Regions from separate parts of the Homo sapiens genome. Here region 2 is linked to region 1. The links are chromatin contacts, found by Hi-C or POLR2A ChIA-PET in ENCODE. All regions are on one chromosome and are shown on one strand. Each heading gives the region's core, a stretch centred on a gene start or an enhancer-like site at or near the end of the contact. The rest is flanking DNA. Distances are from core to core; before and after follow the strand shown.

The links. Hi-C counts contacts between places; a loop is a spot of excess contacts on that map. ChIA-PET counts read pairs that join two places held with the same protein, here RNA polymerase II (POLR2A). Pooled maps may share reads with other maps.
Region 2: a loop to region 1 is called in a pooled map, with 7 times the contacts of the local background. The contact joins the promoter of CLDN10 here to the promoter of LINC00391 in region 1. A Hi-C loop is called at or near these places in 4 of 37 single-sample maps with no recorded cell type and 6 of 50 pooled maps. POLR2A ChIA-PET finds 5 or more read pairs at or near these places in 1 of 52 experiments (PC-9).

The regions. Positions count from the first base shown.
Region 1 is chr13:94,704,613-94,712,074 of GRCh38, forward strand. It overlaps LINC00391 (long intergenic non-protein coding RNA 391), which reads right to left and starts at 3,889. Exons shown (of 3, transcript NR_170286.1): 1 at 3,739-3,889. SOX21 (SRY-box transcription factor 21) reads right to left here. Exons shown (of 1, transcript NM_007084.4): 1 at 5,010-7,462. The coding sequence starts at 7,437. The coding sequence ends at 6,607. RefSeq lists enhancers at 368-872, 873-1,377, 1,397-3,151, 1,816-2,497.
Region 2 is chr13:95,548,240-95,555,701 of GRCh38, forward strand. It overlaps CLDN10 (claudin 10), which reads left to right and starts at 4,481. Exons shown (of 5, transcript NM_006984.5): 1 at 4,481-4,734. The coding sequence starts at 4,515.

The DNA.
Region 1 (7,462 bases), core at 2,639-5,138:
TCTCCAAGGCCTCGGCTAATATGATACATACTTTCAAGAAGAGCAACGGGGTGTTTACAATTAGTACCTAAATTTCTTCTGTTTGAAAAAAAAAATACCTAAATAACCCCTCCCCCAATCAAGCACGAAGCTTGGAATTAAAAAGCCAACGCCAATTTTATTTCCTCCAGTCAAGCGTGAGTGATGGGGCGGCCGCGCAAGGGCAACGGAGTCCAGCGGACAAAGCTTGCAGAGAGGGGCAGTGGCCCGGAGGCAAGGGTGGCGGTGGGGGGGGTGGGGGGATGGGTCACAAAAGTAGAGCAACTGAGCTTGCTGCCTAGCGGTGCCACTTCCCTGCTCTGCGCTAAGGCTATCGTCGAAGGCCCAGAGACACCTTGACCCTGGAAACCCAATCCAGCACGTCCTGCCTCCCCACAAATATCCCTCACCCCAAATCGCTGTGCGTTTTGTCTCCTCAAAGCGACTCCCAATGGATTTGGATTTATTCAGATAGAACTCTTCGGAAGTTTTTCAGATTTTTCAATTTCAAGAATTTGCATGTTTTAAGTGAAGCTGAAACCGCGAAGGCTCAGGTTACACTTTAAAATATGCAAGGCTTCCGTGCGGCCCCGACATTTGGTAAGGCTCAATTGCTTAAGAAAAAAGAAAAAAAAAAGAACATTGCTTTGAGAATTTGGGGTGCCCCCCCCCCACTTTTGTCACAATTCAGAGCTTCATTCCCTCCGGCCGTCCAGGACGTCGAGAGAGCGGCTGGCCAGAGCTCAGCCCCGGCGCATTCGCAGGGACGTGTCAGCTGGGCAGGCTATAATTTGCATTATTCCATTAAGTTAGGAGCAGCGCTGATAACGACTGGAAAGTTCGACGGCTGGGTGGGCCCGCGACCCGCAGGCCTGGCGAGCAACCATCGAAAATAAAACAATTGCTGTCCTTGGCGGCAAAGGCCTCTATGGACGCCTCCAGGGCAGCGCAGGGAACCAAAGGGCACCCCAGATCTCTGCGGGTTCGCGCCTTGCCTCGTGGGGGACAGGAGGTTCTCTGTCCCATGAGGTTCAGTCAAGGACAAGGAGCCGGGAGGGGAAAGGGGCAGGAGCCAAGGAGAGAAACCTGAAAGAGGCAAACTTTAAATATATCGTAATTCTTTAAGGGGGTGGGCTCTGTGTTTCTTTGCAACTTCACAGTCTCACCATCCTCGGCTTTGGAGTGGATTTGGCAGTGAGGACAAGGACGGAACGCCGGTAGGGGAGTAGTTGCTTGTCTCTTGTTTATTCTTCTCCTCTTTTCCAGCGGCCCAGATAGGCTGAAGGCAAAACTCTCAGCAAGGGGGAAGCGACCATCCTGCGTGGACCTTTCTCCCAGGGGTGGGATGATGAAAAAAGAAATCCTCCTGGGGAAGCCCCTAGGTATCCCCCAGCCCCTACCTTTATTAGGAGGCCCGGGTTTCCCCCATTAAACTTATATTCATTCATTCATTCATTCATTCATTCGTTCATTCATTCATACCACGACTATTCAGTGAGCACCTACCATGTGCCAGACACAGTATTAGACTCTCAAAAACGCGGCATAAATGGAAACTAGGCCCTGAAGCCAGAGCCTCAGGACTGGCTCCCGGGAATGTTTGAAGATCATCGCGTATCTTGGAATTGCCAGGCTTCCTGCTCCACAGATTCCAGCGCTGGGCAAATGGACACAAGGAAACATAACTTCTGCATAACTTTTACTACTTCTTTCCTTTTTTCTTTTTTCAAGTAGCAAAGGACCATTAATTAGAAGAATAATTACTGCTACCCTATATTATCCCAACCTGTTCAATTTCTATCTGCCGCAGACAATGCTAATAATGGCAATTATTGCTTCTATAAACATCCCGAGGCAGCACTCTTCCCCCCGCAGTGTGTGTGTGTGTGTTTAAAGAATATATATAAAAAGTTCCCCGGCTCATTTGCATAGCTTCATCTTTACCTTTTCCCATTCAGCCCTTGCAAAAGCATATCTATTCAAAGCCCTTGCAAAAAGCATATCTATTCAAAGGGCATTTAGTCCATTTCTTTCTTGGCCGGTAAACCTATTCATCAATTGTTCTGCCTTGTAGATCGCATTCTAATGCTAATCTAGCGTGTTAAATATCTTTTTGTTCCCCTTTCACCGTTTTGTCATTCAGTTTATCCAGTTTTGGTCACCCATTTTATTTATTTATGCGCCTGCTCCTATTCAGGGGCTCATGTATTTTTTATTATGTTGTTTCACTGTCACGCAGTGTCAACTTAGTCTATTCAATGGGGGCTACTTGAAGGCCGGAGGGACAAAGCGTGTACACATTGCACCGCTATTCATTCCGGCCAGCTGGATCGGCTGAAAAAAAAACCTTGTGAAAAGAAACGCCTCACAATGGACACAGAAGAAGTGCACAATGCTAACAGTTTTCCAAATACCACTGATTGGTTTCTTCACAATGAGGAGAAAGCCGCCGCTTTTTCTTAGCTCCACTTCAACAAACAACACTCTCACAAAACCTCCCAACCCTGCGTTTTGTTCTCGGACAAAACCTCCTCGACTGTCTAAACGCTCCCACTGAAGGACAAAAAAAAAAAAAAGGATAAAAAAAGCTCTTTTCACCATTTCCCTTTTTTTCCCCCCTGCAAGAGAGAAAAAAGAAAAGGGGGGGAGGAATTGTCAGTGCATTAATAATATCAGTCTTTTAAAAGAAGAGGGCTGACCTTTGAGATGCACTGGGCTGAGGGAGAAAGAAAGGAGGAGAGATTAATAAAGTTTGGACGGCTCCCTCGGCCTCCGCTGGGCCGCGGGCGCAAGAAAGACGCGGACCCTCGAGGCGGACGAGTTGCGGGAACTTCGCTTGCCTGGAGGACACGGCGGCCCAGGCGGCCGGGAGCGCCGGCGCCGAGCCGCGCTCTGATTGGCTGGCGCGACCGTCCCTATCTGCTCCGGGGAGAGTGGAATCTTCTCTCCATCTTCTGCGCCCCGAGCCTGGGGTGAGAGGGAGATCCGCGGTGCTTTCTCCTATCTTCTTGGGGGAGGGGGAGGAGGAAATTGTCAAGGGAAGTAACAATCGCGGCCAGCAACCCTGCTCTCCCAAAGCCACCCCCTCGCGCGACAGCGTCCCCAGCACCAGTTCTTACTGCTTACACAGCGCAATTCCACCTGTTTGCACAAAGCCCGAAGCAACATGCCTGGCCCCTTGGATACGAGGCTTGCTTCAAGTTTTGGGACAACGGTGAATACCAAAGAAATTGCATCATGGCTTTAAAAAAAACCTTGAAAAGAAACGAAAATAGAAGAATAAAAGGAAGGGAAAGAAGAAAGATGGAAGGAAGGAAGGAGAGAGAAGGAAAGAAAGAAAAATGGAGAAACAGGGAGAGAGACGGAGATAGATAAAGAGATGGAGATAGAGATCGCGAGCCAGCAGCAGCTCTCTGCCCAATCACAGCGCTGCATTTGTGGGCCACTTTCAGACGCTTACACCACCCACCCCCGGGCCTTTCTCTACGCCCTCTTGCCCCGGAGCCGCTCCCCCCGCTCCAACCCCTTACTTCTGCACAGTCTAACTTGGCAGGAGGCTCTCTGCAGGCGCAAAACCCGCCAACTTGTTAGCAAGACCATTGGAGTCAGAATGGGTGATAAACGAGTCTGTGGGGCCTGTGGAGGTCCTCAAACAGCCGCACAATCTGTTGGCGATATGACCTCGGTGCTCCCCCTCGGCATCCTCACCCCTCCTCTTACCCATCTTTCCAGTCCTCTTCTCATTCATCAACAACTCCGGAGCGTTTCTCCCAGAAAACGCTGATCTTTGGGAAAAGGGGAGGGGGCGGGAGGAGGCGGGGAGTCTTCAGGCCGAGGAGGCGGCCGAGCTGGAAGGCTCAGGGTGGTAACTAAGATTTAGGGCTGGGGTGATTTCCAGCGAGCCGCAGGAAGTTCCGTGTTGAGAAGGGATGGGCTGCTACAAAAGGGAAAGACGAAGCCTTGAAAGGATTTAATTAACCGTGTCAGGGATAATTACCCCTGGACAGTCCAAATTAGTTTTGCATAATCGCTCAGAACCATATGAATTAACTTATAATATTGCAAAGAGCTCAGGGAATAACAGGAGAGGGATCATTTTAATTAGTGAATCAGGGTCAAACCAGCAGAGCCTATTTCTCACATTTCCAAAACTTTTCATGGTTTTTAAAATATTATTCCGTTGGGGGAAAACAATGACTTTAAAGACTTGGGTCGTTTATAAAGACGTGCAGCTCCAGAGATGGTCTCAATGGGGAAACTGGTTTAAGACTTGTATATAGTATCTTGAGAATTTCCATTTTGGTTGCGGGGGGGCGAGATCTTCCTATTTTTTTTTTTCTGACAGTCTTCTATTTCTTGTCTAAAATTAAAATCCTTTATGATTTTTCAAACTTTAGTAGCAATTTGTCTAGCCCTAGAAATCCAACCCTCTCCATTTGAATGTTATACTTCTACTTTAATGCGATTAGCATAACAAAATTAAGTCCTAAAGAGGCCAAAATTTGTACTTTGTCGTTAGTAGTGATTATCCTTCCAAATAAAACCTTAAGGTGTCAACAAGGAATACCCCAAAGATAGGAGAACAAATTACACTGATTTAAGTGGTGGGGCTCTTCAACTAACAAGATAAAGTGGTCAAGCAACTTTCCCCTCTTAAAATGTTACTAGAAACTGGTGAAATGCTTTGAAAGGTCTGGATGTTTTCAATGGGCTCTGTTCTACTGGTTCATGAATGCCTTTTTTTTGTTGTTGTTAAAGCTAATACAACGACTTGGGCTTTTTAAAAATCTTCTTTCCTATTCACGATTAAAAATGTGATAAATCAGGTTTTTGGCTCTGAATAACAATGGCTTGATTTAGATTTCCTAGTAAATCTATTCAAAAGTGAAACAAAGGGTGCCTTTGGAGGATACCTTACACTTCACCTGGACCAGGCACGTAAGGGCAATTCAGATAAAAATCTTGTTAGGAACTCAACAAGAAATAGAAGATTTTTCTTTTCCCTGGTTCAGGCTTTATTTAAACTCTTTGTTCAAAAAAAATGAACAGAGTGATAGTCGGATTCTAATTTACAGATATACCTTAGACGTCTAATATTAAATTAGAAGGTCACACTAGAAAATCATTTACACATAAAGGTTAAAACCATATTTAAAATTTTAAAAACTTTATATTACATAAAGCCAAAATGAAACTAAATACATGTTAGCCAACTTCATTCACAAACATTAGTCAAAATATATACATTTAAAAAGAAACAAAGCTAATAATTGAAGGTTCCTTTTTTCTAAAATGTGTTTTATTGCAATTTGCAAATGAATTGCAGGTGATCTAAAAAATAAGCCAATTGAGGAGGGAAATCCAAAACACATTAAACCAGCTCAACTTGGGAGAGAAATGCTAGCTGAAAATGAGAGACATCTGTTGAAACAATTCTGTGCTTTTTTTCTTCAGTTTTGCTAAATAATAAATATATAATTACCAGACAAAAAAGTCTGATTTAATCTTCGATAAAATTGCGATTCTGAAATAGTTTCGCAATTTTTAAAAGTTAACTTTGATATTCGCTCAAAATGTTTTTGAGTCTAAAGTCGACTCAAACTTAGGGCAACGAAAATAACACATTTTCCAAGCCTCAATGTTTTCACTGACATATACACATTTACAATCTTAAGGTGAACTCAGCCATAAGGGAAAATAGGAGCAGTGCCTTTTTCCTTTTTTGTAAACTGTGTCAGAAATCCAAGCGAGTGGACTCAGGGAGACTTCTAGTAGTTTGTTGTTGTTGTTTGTTTAGGAAGAAAATCCAATTGACAACTTTCATCTCACAAATATTTCTTGTTTGCGTTTCTTGCCCTTGAGAAAGAGCTCTTGCTCTGATTTGCAAATGGCGTGATAAACAAAAGAAACCGTGATCATCTCACACAAAAGGCCAGATTCGAGCCGGTCACTGGTCAAGAATGGATCTGGTTGGGAGTTCTGCTTGAGAGAACAGAGATCTGCAAAGTTCAAATAGTACAAACAGGGAGGCGAGGCTGCTCAGAGCCATCCCACTCCCAGAAACGAATGACACAAGCAGCTTTTCCCGTGTGCCAGCCATTTCAGACCTCACATTTGAACAGCGTGCATGCAACACGGACCGGGAGGGGGTTGGGGGTTGGGGGGCTGAGGGGCGAGGAAGAAGAATGAGAAACAAAAACAAAACCGACCATGAAACTTCCAACAAAACTGGAAAGGCCAACATGTCAAAAAGTTACTCCTCCACCTCCGTGGGTCAAAACGCAACAGGTTCCGAAGTGCAAAGCAAACGCCAACTGCTGCCGCACACAACCGCCTGCTTTCGAGTTGGCTGCCGAAGTGCGGGTCTGAAATGATCCTGCGAATTCACAGGCCTGCTCGCCCGCGCCCTTGCGCGCTTGGCCACTCCTGCCCCGCCTGGCCTCTCTGCCTCTACCTGGCACCTATACATTCTATGTACATACAAACCGGGCCCCCGGTCGCGGGAGGGCGCACGGGGAGGCCGCAGCGCTCGTACCTATACATATGTACACGTGTGCACACCGGTCCTCGCGAGGCGGCCCCGCGGGGTCATAGCGCGGCAGCGTAGGCCGCGGGGTAGGGGTCCAGCTGGGGCTTGCCCATGCCCGGCAGCAGGATGTAGGCGAGCGGCGGCTGCAGCCCGGGGCTGGGCCACGCGCTGCAGTTGCACGGGATCATGTAGCCCGGGTTGCCCGGGCTGGGGTGCGAGTGCGTGTGCCCCCCGGCGGCGGCGGCCGCCGCTGCAGCCGCCGCCGCCGCGCCGTGGAAGGCGCCCGCGCCCGCGGTCGGGTAGCCCAGCGACGACGCGTACGGGAGGCCGGACGAGGACGACGAGATCTCTGCCATTTTGGAGCCCAGGTCGAGCAGCGAGTAGGGGCTGCCCGCGGCGGCGGCGGCGGCGGCAGCGGCGGCGGCAGCGGCCGACTGCGGGAAGAAGACGCGTGCGGCGGCAGCGGCGGCGGCCGCGGCCGCCTTCTCGGGATTGGCGAGCAGCGACTCAGGCACCAGGCCGCCGCCCGCCCCCGCGTGCAGCCCGGCGCCCGCCTTGAGCGCAGGGTGCTCGGCGTCCGCCACGCCGCCCAGGCCGTAGGGCACCGGGAAGGCGAACTTGTCCTTCTTGAGCAGCGTCTTGGGCTTGCGCCGCGGCCGGTACTTGTAGTCGGGGTGCTCCTTCATGTGCATGGCGCGTAGACGCTTGGCCTCGTCGATGAACGGCCGCTTCTCCGACTCTGTGAGCAGTTTCCACTCGGCGCCCAAGCGCTTGCTGATCTCCGAGTTGTGCATCTTGGGGTTCTCCTGGGCCATCTTGCGCCGCTGAGCCCGCGACCACACCATGAAGGCGTTCATGGGCCGCTTGACGTGGTCCACCGGCTTGGACATGCTCTCGCCCTGCCGCGGCTGCAGC
Region 2 (7,462 bases), core at 3,231-5,730, 840 kb after region 1:
GGCTCGAAGGGTATTCCTGCTGGGGCCCAAACCTTACCCCTCCCCTTCAGGGGCTCAAGAGGAGTCTACTAAGATAATTTAGAATTGGGAATGAGTGTGTTTCAAATGAATGCATGAAAAACAAATCCACAAGGTATATGGCACTGACTTGTAATAGGCCCATAGAAATATTCTGATGGAGTACAACTTCACAGGTTGCCAAATGACAGAATAAGGCAACTGTTTTTATAGTTATAATTTGCAAAAAAAATTATAGATATATATTTATATATGAATGGTGATGCAATGGTGAGAATAACTGTTCATTCTGTAACTATTCCTATCACTCTGTAGCTTTCATGCTAAGTAGATTACAAATATCATTGGATTTGCATAAGCATTAAGATAAATGAAATGTTAGGGAAAATGGAAGGAAAAAGAACACAGATATGCTCTTTTAATATCTTGGTACCGGCATTAATGTCTTCTTTAATGTGATGTAACAATACTTGGCTCCTGGGCAGTTGTTTTTTTTAGTTAATACCGTATCATCAGGAATTCAGTTTCTTCCCACCTGATTAGCAGCACGCCACCTCACTGGAATCTAGGAAGGAGCTAATGTATACTGAAACCAAATCTGATGCTTAGAAAATCCTTGAGCTATTGAAAGGCACACCTGCGTTGCTTGGTAGGTGTACTGAATCTCAAGTAAGGAATTTCTGCAAATCTCCTGTTTAGTTGGCTAAACTGGTTTTCACTCCTATTGAACAACCCCAGGGTGGGGGGGATCCTCTATTTCTCTTTAATAACCATAATAAGCCAAAGAAATAATTTTCAATGCTAATTCCAGTGACTTAGACCTCAAAAGTAGAAAGGCTCAGAATATGTTTGAGGGCATTGTATGTCTTCGGGTCAAATTTATAGATCAGTTAGTAGTTTTCATATTGGAAAAGATCTATAGCTTTTTGTAAAGACTAAACTATTGTTAACTAAGATGTTACTTTGAATAATTTAGAGGAGGCAACCTTTTTTGATGTATTCACTTTTATATTTAAATTAAGAATAGTCTCTTATGAAATTTCAGTGAACTGAATCCTAAAGAAAATAAGGAAGCATTTATCAGTCGAAAGTACTCTGTAAATCGGCTTGCAGATTAACTGCAAAGGTTATTTGGGAACTGTATAATCTTAAAGCAAAACAAGACATTTATCCATTACTTCTTTTCAAAAATCTCTATTTGGTCCATTTTTATTTTCTGGACATTCTTTTTTTAGATTATATGCTACTCCATAATATCTTTAGAATTCTCCTGACAAAACTAGCTTGAGAAGCATAAGATATAAGACATTCTAAAATAAAAATGTTTGATTCATTACATAATATTATCTAGGTATTAAAGAAAGTTAACATTTTTCATTCTTTGGTCAGGAACTCATGGCCTCCAACATACAGCTTTCCACAGTAACTATGTAGTACATCCTAGGGAAGATAAAGAAAAGAGTTTAGGGTTGTCCAACCTCATAGAAAGGAGAAAGGAAAATTAACCAAGTCCACAGGCATGACGACCCTAGTCTGTTTTAGCTGCCAAAGGAACTAATAATGCTGCCATTTAAGTTTTAATTTATGGATTGTTTGTGGTGTTTCCCATCCCTTTTAAGTTGAAATTGTGTGTTGCAATCTCTACAGTAATAGAATATTTCTTTTTTCAAAGTATTCAACAATGAGTTTAATATTCTTTCTTCCTGTGATGCATACCACCATCCGTTATGCTAAATTAACTGTTTATACACACATACACAGAGCTCAACTGGTCAGAGCTGTGGTTCTCAGCCTGAGTCCACATTAGAAGTTTTGGAAATACTGCTACCAAGGCCACCCCCAGAGATTCTGGCTTCACTGGTGTGGCGATGCGGCAGAGAGAAGAGTGTTCCAAGCAGGAATTCAGAATTTGTTTCTTCCGGATGCTATGTTGCAACGGTAATCTGGGCTTATGGATTTTTGAAGTATAATGGGTAGAGCTACATTATGTGTTAAATAAACTTTGCAGACTGGTTTAAAACACCAAACCATTCTTCAAAGTTCTTTCTTTAAAACAAACAATGTGCCTTTGGATCCAAACAGTGGACTTCATAGCAACTAGGTGATAAATTAGGAAGTGCTTGAGTCTTAAAGGTCACAGCACTACACTTGTTTTGTGGCAAAAGTAAGTCAGGGTTTTGTCTAGTAAAAACAAAGAAATAATCAATTTAGTGAGTATCTACCATAGGCGAGCCACGGTAAACAAAGGGACTATCGAACAAGGCCAGGAAATAAAGTATTAAATTTGTGTAATTTGTAATTTTAGAAAAATCAGTAAGAAATGTTATGGTTAGTGGGTTTTGTGTTTTTCAAATAGTAATTGGATCAGAAATAGGCAGATTATTCAGGAAGGAATATGGCATAGAAATAATAGTGGAAATATGCTGGAGGGCAAAAAAACAGATGATAAAACACTTTAAAAAGGCAAGCCATACAAAAGAATAGAGGATGCTTTGTAGTCATTGCTCAAAGGTGACTGATTTGCATAGCAAGGAGAATGAGAAGGAAGAGGTTAGGAAGATACTTTTTTTTTTTTTTTTTTTTTTTTTTGTATTTTTAGTAGAGACGGGATTTCACCGTGTTAGCCAGGATAGTCTCGATCTCCTGACTTCATGATCCGCCCGCCTCGGCCTCCCAAAGTGCTGGGATTACAGGTGTGAGCCACTGCGCCCAGCCAGGGAGATACTTCTTAAACTCAGTTTTTAAGTTTAGTTTACCAGTGAACCTAACATGATACATCAGGACAAGCTGGGGTTCAGAGCAGAACAGTAGGGTAACCATGTCTGCATTGTCACCCTTGTACCCATTCACGAAAGCCATGGGACCATTAAGCACAGAGAAGCCCACTACCTGCCAGCCGCTGCACGGCTGCAACAAGAGTAGGACTTACTTCGTGTTCTCAGAGCACAGATTACAACATTCGGGTAGACATTGAAGAGAGACAGATTTGGGGCTCAATAGGAAGAAAAGCTTTTTTAAAGGGCTGTCAAAACAACATGAAGAAAAACAGAATAGATACGTTGCCATGCACTGAACTGCTGGTCCTGAAGGGTGGAGCATGGGCTAAACATTATCTCTAGAAATAGACAGGAACATTGTTTTGAGTGTGGAGCGTGTCCTGCTGGTCTACAGTGATTCTTCCAATCTAAGTTTTGATGATTCTATGTCCAGCTTCCTCTCTTCTCCAGTCACCTTGTCGCCTCTAATTTCACTGGGCACCCATTTGGTTAAAAAAAAAAAGTGACAAAGGGAAATTAAGAAATTCTTCACATTGAACCAGAGTGTTTCTGCCTAAAGATAGTGACACAGAGGGTTAGCACGAGATTTATCACAGCAGACTGATTGATAGGTTTTAGACCTTTCCTTACTTTTGGCAACAAGTGAAACCTGGAAGCTCATAACAAAACTGCAAGAACCTTTAAGTGGACAAATAATAACCCGTGTCCTTGTTCTCTCATTTATGCCCAGATTTGTGGCCTCAGGAGCCAGAAGTACACCTTGATCTTTATGTTTACCTTGAGACAGCAATGAAGGGATGAAGGAATGAATGAGTTTATATTTCAATTAGGCGTGAGAGATGGAGGTGGTTTAAAAAAAAATAAAAGACAAGATAGCAGTTTTGACTGGGATAACAGCATCCTTTCATAGAATAGCCTCTAGACCTGGAAGCTGGAAGGGACCTACAGGGAAAATGTGTTGAACAAATGCCCTCTGCGTAGTGCATTAGTATGAGTACACCAGCAAGATCAAGATCGTCAGGATGCCCCATCTGCTGCTATCTTGACTTTAGGCCTGTGCCACGCACCGTTTTGCCATGACTTTCCGCATAGCACCAGGCCAAAAAGAACTGCAGAGTTTTGAGGGCAAGGCCGGTTTCCAGCCCAGAATCTGCAATGATCCCTCCTTGACAAGTCAAACAGAGTCACCCAAACAAGCGTGGCACGCAAACCTTTAGAGTTCAGCAAACCGAGGGCTGAGTTACCAAACCGTGTCCTTTCAGGGCATGCAAAAGGCTTTTCCTGCTCTGCTTCTACAAGGTAGTCAGGAAGCCAAGCTATTTGCCTTGGGTAGGGCTGGGTGGGGGTGGTGAGGTGGGGGCGCAGCAGGTTGTCCACACCCGGTTGCCAGTCTGAACCTGAGCCGCTCCAACAAGCGAGCCCTTCTCCGCGGCCCTTTGGCTCAGGGGAGCGCAGGCCGGCCTTCCTCCCGCACGCGGGCGCGGGCCAGCTGCAGATGGAGAACCCGGGGGGCGACCGCGAGCCCTCTGAGGCCCCTCAAGGGACAGGGCATGGGTGTGAGGGGTCGCGTGCGCCCCCTGGCGCCGGGTCCGCTGGGCGGGGTGGTGGGCGGGGACGGTGGGCGGAGGCGGAGGCGGGAGGCGGAGCCCCGGGGTTGGGAGTGCGGGGGTCGCGGCGCAGAGTGGGAGCCGGAGAGCGAGCGCGGCTGCAGCCGGCGGCATGGCTAGCACGGCTTCGGAGATCATCGCCTTCATGGTCTCCATCTCAGGCTGGGTACTGGTGTCCTCCACGCTGCCCACCGACTACTGGAAGGTGTCTACCATCGACGGCACGGTCATCACAACCGCCACCTATTGGGCCAACCTGTGGAAGGCGTGCGTTACCGACTCCACGGGCGTCTCCAACTGCAAGGACTTCCCCTCCATGCTGGCGCTGGACGGTCTGCATCCCCGCGGCCCCCGCCCTCAGCCCTCCTTCCTTGATGGCCAGCCCGCTAGGCGCCCTCTCGCCCCCAATACCCCCAGCGGGACCCCTAGACTGGACTCCTCTGAGGCCCGACCCGTCTCTCCCAACAGGGCCTTAGGGAGCCAGGGACGCTCCTGGTGCCCGCCCTCTCCTGATGGCTGTCTCGCGGGGCGCCTGTTCGAGCCTGGGACCCCGGGAGGGGGGACACGCAGACAGGCCCGGGTTGGTGACTCCCAGGCGTCGGGGGATGGGGAAGCTTTGCGGTCCTGAGAGTCAAGGAAGCGGCTGCCCTCCCCCACCCCCCATATCTTGGGGACCGCTGGGACCCAGAGTTCATGCTGCAGGGGCTTGTCTCCTCCACCTCCCTCCCCTACGTTCCCCGAAGGCTGGGTTCTGATAAAAATGGTGTCATTGCAAGCCAAATCCGTTTGTCCTGACCTCCCTTGAGCCATTTCGTTGGTTCTTTTAAAAGTAGGCGGGGGTGGGGGTTGAGAGGTTGGAAGCGGGAAAACATATTGCAGAATTTGTTGTTGTTATTGTTTCCCTTTAAAGAGCTTCTACAAACTTGTCTGCCTAGGCAACACTACAAACACTTCCTCCGAGTTTTAGGAAAATAATAGCCCTTGCGGTGCCGCGATGAGTCCGCAGAGGGTAGGGAATCTTGGGCCGTGAGAGCGTGGCGCCGGGAGCTGACCAGTTCTGCATCCGAGTCCCCGGTGCCTGCTGCTGTCCTGGGTTGTTCCTTTGTGGAGGTTCACCTGCGTTGCTCTGGTTAGTCAGGCCTTATGCTGGTAGCAGCTGGTGGATATTCACACAGAACTCTGGCTCTGTTGAGTTTCAAGACAACAGCCGATGTCAGCCCGGTCCCATTGATTGCTCAAGTTCTAGGCCCGTTGCTTCCAGGATTTTACAGCAAACGAATCCTGGCAGAAACTTAAGAGGAGTTATTTACATTACATATTTCTAGATTTGAGGTGTTTTTTTCTTTTATTACCGCACTTGCAGGTTTTGTTTACATAGCTGGGTAAATGAAAGAAAATAGTTGATTCCTCTAAGATGGGGTTTGCCACGAAGAGCAAACTGTTGCTCAACGTGGTATTTGATGGAACCTCCGTATAAGGAATACGCATCTAGTTTTAGAAGGGTGGCGCCCGGGTCCGTGTCCTGTTCGGTAAAATAAGCAGCCGGAACAGTGTTTATTCCCCAGCATTACCGTTGAATTTCCTGTGGTTTGTAGAGCACGCATCCAGGTAGATGAACAGGCATTCTCTTGTTCCTGTGATTTATAGTCAGCAATGTGTTACTGTCCTCTGAACACTCTTCTGTTGTAACTCTATTGTTCTCTGAGATAGTGTGCCAGATAGGTACGCTTCCTTCTGTAGGACAGTTGGGGGACAAGGGAGAGAAGGAAATGAATGCTCTATGAATATTATTAAGTGCAGAATAATAAAGTTTTCTCCTACATGTCTGCAGTGAGAGTGGAGGTGGTACCATACCTGTTTGGGGGCAGATCGGGCCGGGAGTGAAGAGGAAGTAGGAATAGTTGTCCTGGTTAGCTGGGAGGAGAACAGAGAGGAGTGACATTTTTATGCCATCCAGCTTGCAAAATGGCCTTCCTGTGTGCTCATGTGACTAAAAAATGACTTTTAAAAACATAAATGGCATGACACTACCTACTGTTGTACAACACTTTAAAATCAATGTATTTTTCCAAGTCAGTACTTAATAGAAGTGACTTGACTCTGTGTAACTGCTGCATGGTATATTCATTAGACTGCATAAAATGGCTTAGTTAACCATAGATCCATTGTGGACATTGGACCTTTTCCAGCTTTTCTTTGTTGGTGGTGCTTTACTGAAAATCTTATATTCACCTCTTTGTATGTGTGTGTATTTCTGTAGACTCCATTCCACTGAGAAATGGTATCGTAAGAGCAGTAGAATACACGTGCATTTTAATATTCAGTTCATACTGTCAAATTACTTTCCACTGACAGTGTATGAGAATACCTGCTTCTCCACATTCTCACCACTCTGTGTTAATCCAGTTTTTTTTTTTTTTTTTTTTGAGACGGAGTTTTGCTCTTGTTGCCTAGGCTGGAGTGCAGTGGCACAATCTCAGCCGACTGCAACCTCCGCCTCCCAGGTACAAGTGATTCTCCTGTCTCAGCCTCCCAAGTAGCTGGGATTACAGGCATGTGCCACCATGCCCGGCTAATTTTTTTTGCATTTAGTAGAGACAGGGTTTCACCATGTTAGGCTGATCGCGAACTCCTGAACTCAGGTCATCCACCCTCCTCGGCCTCCCAAAGTGCCGGGATTACAGGTGTGCGCCACCGCGCCCAGCCATCTTATCATTTTAGTTGGCATTTCCCTTATTGCCGTGGTCAAAATCACTGGTTATAAAAATGGTCAAAACTCACTGACCGTTTTTTTTTCTCTTTTGTGAATTGGCATCCATATCTTAGGCCCATGGTTCTGTTGTTTCTTTGTGGTTTCGATGATTTGTCAGTCCTTGATTTGTTATGTAGGTTGCAATCTCACACCATTGTTCATCTTTTAAATTTATGATGCCTTTTCTCACACAGGACTTTGAAATTTGTAATAGAATCATATTTATCAGCCTGTTTTTTTGATGACTTTCCTTCTGTGGCTTAAGATGGCATTTCTTACCGCAAAACAAACTTACTTTTCTGTATCTC